2 separate regions of the Homo sapiens genome follow, and region 1 is linked to region 2. A link is a contact called in ENCODE Hi-C or POLR2A ChIA-PET data. All regions are on one chromosome and are shown on one strand. The core of a region is the stretch at or near the end of the contact, and the rest is flanking DNA. Distances in the headings are between cores, read along the strand shown. Region 1 overlaps SFSWAP (splicing factor SWAP). Region 2 overlaps LOC105370087 (a long non-coding RNA gene).

Evidence for each region. Hi-C counts contacts between places; a loop is a spot of excess contacts on that map. ChIA-PET counts read pairs that join two places held with the same protein, here RNA polymerase II (POLR2A). Pooled maps may share reads with other maps.
Region 1: a loop to region 2 is called in a pooled map, with 3 times the contacts of the local background. The contact joins two enhancer-like sites. A Hi-C loop is called at or near these places in 2 of 50 pooled maps. POLR2A ChIA-PET finds 5 or more read pairs at or near these places in 2 of 52 experiments (HCT116 and PC-9).

Annotation. Positions count from the first base shown.
Region 1 is chr12:131,772,548-131,775,468 of GRCh38, forward strand. All of the region lies in intron 13 of SFSWAP (splicing factor SWAP), which reads left to right. Among named protein-coding and RNA genes, the nearest start is that of MMP17, 54 kb to the right of the region's middle. RefSeq lists enhancers at 889-1,514, 1,246-1,435, 1,515-2,139. Within about 2 kb of position 1,529, at least 6 of the 41 ENCODE cell types and tissues checked have a DNase peak (open chromatin) inside an H3K27ac peak, as active enhancers do.
Region 2 is chr12:131,681,298-131,684,054 of GRCh38, forward strand. The region is part of intron 1 of LOC105370087 (a long non-coding RNA gene); the gene reads left to right. Among named protein-coding and RNA genes, the nearest start is that of SFSWAP, 28 kb to the right of the region's middle. RefSeq lists a silencer at 984-1,133. Within about 2 kb of position 1,399, at least 2 of the 41 ENCODE cell types and tissues checked have a DNase peak (open chromatin) inside an H3K27ac peak, as active enhancers do.

The DNA.
Region 1 (2,921 bases), core at 279-2,778, 91 kb after region 2:
GGACCACACGAACGGACAGGTGCGGGAACCAGAGCAAAGGAACTCTCCTCTCTGGCGGGAGCAGGCTCTGCGCTGGCCTCACGGCAGCCTCCAAGCATATTACAATGCTCTTTTAGCTCTGCCATCTGGGAGTGGGTGTCTGTGACCCCTGGAGCCTCAGAAAGCCTGTGTTACAATCAGTGTTGAGTGTTAATCAGCTCAGTGGAGGGTCAGGGTGACAGCCTTTACACCCTGCCCTCTTGGTACCTGAGTTCTTGTCCGGCGTCCAGCAAGAATCAGGTCACACGAACGAATTAAAGGGTGGTGAATATGGAGGACTTTATTGAGCTGTGGAAGTGGCTCTCAGCAGAAAGGGAAGCTGACAAGGGGGTACAGCAGGAAGATAATTTTCCCCTGGAGTCTGGCCATCCCTCAGCCAAACTCCTCTCCAACATCCAGCTGCTTCCTCTCCTCTCTTTGCTCAGATGCTTTCTCTTCTGTGTGTGTCCCCTTTGTCTGGAGTCTGGGGTTCTTATGGGCACAGGATAGGGGGCAGAGCAGGCCAAAAGGCAACATTCAGGTGGGAAAACAGGGATAGTTGTCACTTTGGGCCACGGGTCCAGGCTTGAGTGTGAAGCCCTCACCAGTATTTCCCTGCCTCCTGCCTGTATCACATACATTCTCTCTTCATTCCTAGTGTGTGTTCGTAATCCAGGATGAAGAGAAGGGAGAAGTCTTCATTGAACCCCTTTTTTCATGCGGTCATTTACATAGTAGCAACAGACTGCAGGATGATTTCTTAGATTCCACAAATTTTTTTTCTTTTTCTTTTTGAGAGAGTCTCACTCTGTCGCCCGAGCTAGAATGCAGTGGTACCATCACAGCTCACTGCAGCCTTGACCTCCCGGCCTGAAGCACTCCTCCTACCTCAGCCTCCAAAGTAGCTAGGACTTACATGCACTTGCCACCATGCCCAGCTAAATTTTTTTGTATTTTTGGTAGAGATGGGATTTTGCTATATTGCCCAGACTGGTCTTGAACTCCTGGCCTCAAGCAGTTCTCCCGCCTTGGCCTCTCAAGATGCTAGGATGACAGGCATGAGCCACTGCACCCAGCCCACAAATGTTTTCAAGTTACTGATCTGCCAAGTTTACAATTCCAGTAAGAGTTTGAAAAGGAAATAGGAACTGAAACCTGCCTGTGTTTGCTGAATCTCTGCTGTGTGCTAGGTGCTGAGGTGCTTTGGGATATGCATTAGAAGCTTGCTTGTTAACCAGTGACCATGACTGCATTTGAGCTGTTGCTGTTCACACATGGGCATTTCCATCAGGACAGCACAGCCAGGAGGAGAGTGGCGGCTCCGGGACCTGGGGCTCAGGCGAGGCCTTGAGGAGCTTACCAGAATAGTGAGGGCCCACGAGGGCCAAAGACCCACAAGTGGTAAAGGACAGGTGGCCCCACTCAGGAAGACACTTTCTCAGGCAGAACCGGAATGACAATGGGAGGCCAGTTGTGGAGAGCCTGGGACGCCAGAATAAGTGAGCACGAGAGACCGACAGGATGAGAGCCGCATTTCCGCTGAGACAGTGTGGCTGCGGGGCACGGGGCGCTGGAGCAGAGTGGAGGCAGGGGTGGGAGGATGCACCTGGGCAGGACGTGGTAGGGCAGTGGGGCTGGGTGAAGGGATGGAGAGCAACGCCGCAGTGTTGGTTATCCCTTTCATAGTTAATGTAGTGTCCTTCACAAATAAGATTTCTTTTATTTTCAAATACAATCAGATACAAAGTCAGTCTGCTTTTGAGCGGTTTGTTTTGCCACAGTAGGAAATAATCGTTGCTGGTTCATGTGCTAATTTTGTTGCCAAATACTTCATCGTGACACAGGGGGACTAATCAATGTTAATTTCCAGTGTTACAGAAGTGGCCGGCGGTAAGCTGTTAATGCTCTCATAAATGACCATTTTTCAGAAGTTATTTGCTTTGTCCCGGACTCTACCTAAACCAATGTACGTCTGCCCCCCTACATTCAAACATGACTTCCGTTTTGATCATTTTTGCTGGAATATTAAAAATGCATCTCAAAGGCAGCTGTGGTTTCTGGGAAGCTGTGTTTGGCATCAGTCCTTGTTCACTTTTAGCACTTGAAGCTGAAAAAAGCAGTAATGTCAACATAATGAACCATCTTAATTCAGCCTGGCAGAGGTCACAACAGCTCTAGTTTTCACCTTCATGGTGAAGGATGATCGTGTTGTTGGAATAAATAGACCTGGACTTGATTACAAGTGACATTTGAAAGTGTTGATTCAGATTGTCCCGTCGCTTCAAAATGGAGCCCTAGTCTTTAAGCACAGTGGTGAGATAAGTATTATTAATGACAGGCATTAGTTAGGATAAAGGCAAAAAAAAAAGTTTGGAGGCTCAAATCATTAAGTTGGCAGTAGAAATATGAATAGAAACTCAGCTGGAGAGTTGACTCCTCGCACTCCTGTTTGTCTTGACTGTGCCTCAGATGGCGTCTCGCGCCCGTTTGGTTTTGTCTTTCACAGACGTTTGCCAGGGACCATGTTTTTCCATCTCCCCTCTGTTTTAACACAGCGCCTTACCAATCACACACCAAATTAGTGCAGTGATTTTGTGAGCGTGGAGAGAGTAAATGAGGAGAGTTCTTCACCAGAAAAAGACAGCAAAGACGTGTTTCTCTTCCTTCTCGTCACAGAACAAACTCCTTACTCGAGGGTGGAGTATGTGTCTCAGCTCTCCTTCTCTTCAGCTCTCTCTTTGTTTTCCTGGGGAAATCCCGGGCCTTGTTGAAAGGACCTGCAGCAGCTCTGACTTCCCGAACACTCACAGGTGCCCGTGTTGAGGTTCCCAATGGCGTCTTTCAGCCCCTGGGCCGGCTTGCTTTCTGCGCAGCGTGTGCTCCTGATGTAGAGGCCGTGGATA
Region 2 (2,757 bases), core at 149-2,648:
TTTCTTCACTATGTGAGCCAACACATTCCCGGGCATCTGCTGATTGGCATCAGGGTTTCTGATGCTCCACAGAGAACTGCCCCCAGCTGTTTGCCCTCTCCTGACTGTGGACAGCTGAGCTGGGCATTTGTCCTGCCAGCTGTGACCCCAGACCCTCCTATCTGGTGACACAGCGCGTCTGAATGTAGCAAGGGTGAAGTCACCTACCGTCAATTACTCTAATGACCTTTTATGTATTAAAAAGTAAAACATTCCCAATCTGTGGCACTTGGGTATTTAGGAAAACATTACTTGTCACACCACAGAAAACCGTGGTGACACAAAGGTGTGCTTCAGCGCCATGGAGAAGAGCAGAGCGAACCTGGCTCTAGTGCTGGGCTCTGGCGCTGCCGTGAGCACGTGCTCACCACACGTCCTTGTCGTCTTCTCCGGGGAGAGCCCTGACTTATCCGAGGCAGCCACATGCCCTTCTATCCTGCTGGTTAGGACATAAATGTCCCTGCTGCACCCGGGGCTGCCTCTGTGGTGACGATGATGCCGAACCTCGGGTGGGGGAGGGAGGCTCAGAAGGGCCTGTGTCCCGAAGCCTGGACCTCCCGGCGCCCTGCCTGTGGGTTAGTTTCTGCATTAGTTGCTGATGTCCGTCTCTGGCACTTCCCACCAAGAGCCTGAACCCACACACCTGGGCTCAGTCCCCGAGACACGGGCCACGCGGCACCTGCTAGGGCTTCTGTGTTGAGATGGTTGCAGTGGACACCAGGAGAGTCGTGGGTGACAGTCGAGAAACTGCCCAAGAACAATCGCTCAATCCCGCTGGTTTAATCACACACTAAAAGCCTAGTCATTGAAAGAGGGTGACATCAGGTGGGGGTTCCCCTCCCCTCCCTGGGAAGGGAGCGCGGAGCTCACTTGTGGGTGCTGGATCCTCACGGCCTCCTCTGCTTCTAAAGGACGGGGGAGGCAGGAGAACAGGTGGGGCCCAGACTGGGGCGGGAGGAAGGTGGAGCAACCCCATGGCCTCCAGGGGACGGGGCGGGGAAGAGGTGGGGCCCAGACTGGGGCGGGAGGAAGGTGGAGCAACCCCATGGCCTCCAGGGGATGGGGCAGGGAAGAGGTGGGGCCCAGACTGGGGGATGAGGAAGGTGGAGCAACTCCATGGCCTCCAGGGGGGATGGGCAGGTGGCTCTGGGATCCCCCCTCCCCCAGGCAGCCACTGGACTAATGCAGGGGAGGGGAAGGGAAGGGAAGGGAGGGGAGGGGAGGGGAGGGGAGGCCAGGCTCTGCCCCAGGAGGCGACGGGGGGTCAGGACCAGATGTGGAGGGAGCCCCAGGAGGGAAGCGCTCAGCCCCAGCGAGGCTGGGAGTGTCCTTGTCGTCTGTAACCGAGTTCCTTGTCATCCAGCATCCAGCACGTCTGGGCTAGGGCACCCTTGACTGCACGTGACAGAACCACATGGGGTGTTGTGTTGTGGTGCTGCTGTCATGGCGTTGTGGTGTGCTGTGTGGTTGATGCTGTGTTGTTATGTTGTGGTGTGGTGTGTGGTGGCGTTTTGAGTTATATTGTTGGTGTGGTGAAGTGGTGTGTGGTGTATATTGTTGATGTTGATGTGTTACATTGTGGTGTGCTGTGTGGTTGATGCTGTGTTGTGATGTCATGGTGTGGTGTGTGGGGGTGTTTTGAGTTATGTTGTTGGTGTGGTGATGTGGTGTGTGGTGTATATTGTTGATGTTGTGTTACATTGTGGTGTGCTGTGTGGTTGATGCTGTGTTGTGATGTCATGGTGTGGTGTGTGGGGGTGTTTTGAGTTATGTTGTTGGTGTGGTGATGTGGTGTGTGGTGTATATTGTTGATGTTGATGTTGTGTTACGTTGTAGTGTGCTGTGGTGTGTGGTGCTGTTTTGGGGTTTTCATGGTGTGGTGTGTGGTGTGTATGGTTGTATATGTTCTTGCTGTTGTATTGTGGTGTTGTGTTATCTTGTTGAGGCAGTGCTGTTGATGGTGTGGTGTGCGGTGTTGTTTTGTGTTATGTTGTGGTGTGGTGCTGGTGTTGTGTGGTTGTAACTGAGGATGTCTGAGCTCGTCTGGAAGGAGACAGTGGAGCTGCCCAGGCCCAGGGCTGAGGATGGGCTGTGGCCAGGGTAGGTCCTCAGCTGAGCGAGGTGAGGAGCCCCTGAGTCTGGTATGTAACACAACTGTTGTGTTGTGTTGTTATGTTGTTGGTGTGCTGTGTCTCTGTCCACACTGGGCAGATGGTCCTGGGGACACTCCTGGAACTTCCTGGCTCCCGACATTCCCAGCCTCTGCTCTTGGGAACGGTCCAGGCTGGACCTGGTGTGGGACAGAAGCCAAGTCTGTGCCAGTCTTCAGCGGGACCACCCTTAGGGTGAGCACGTTCCCCTGGAGAGCCCTGTCTTTGTCTGTGGATTTCTGGGTGGGGCCGTGCCTGGCGCTAGGAGGTGAGCTGGGCCCAGGCCTGGGGGCAGCTCTGCGTCCCCACCACCTTCGTCCCACCCATGGGCTCCAGAGCTTCTCTCCTGCACCGATGGGTCAGCGGCCGCCACCTCGATTTCTACATCTCCTCTCCAGAGCCCAGTCCTTCAGCCTGCAGACGAGAAAAATCAATGCCCAAGTCTTGAAAGGGTTGAAGAGAAAGCCTATTGCGTGTCAGAACATGTTAAGTCTCCCTCCAAATGGAGCTGCAACAGGGCACAGTCCTGCCCGGGAAGGGCTCCTCCCACCCGCGGGGATGCTGTCTG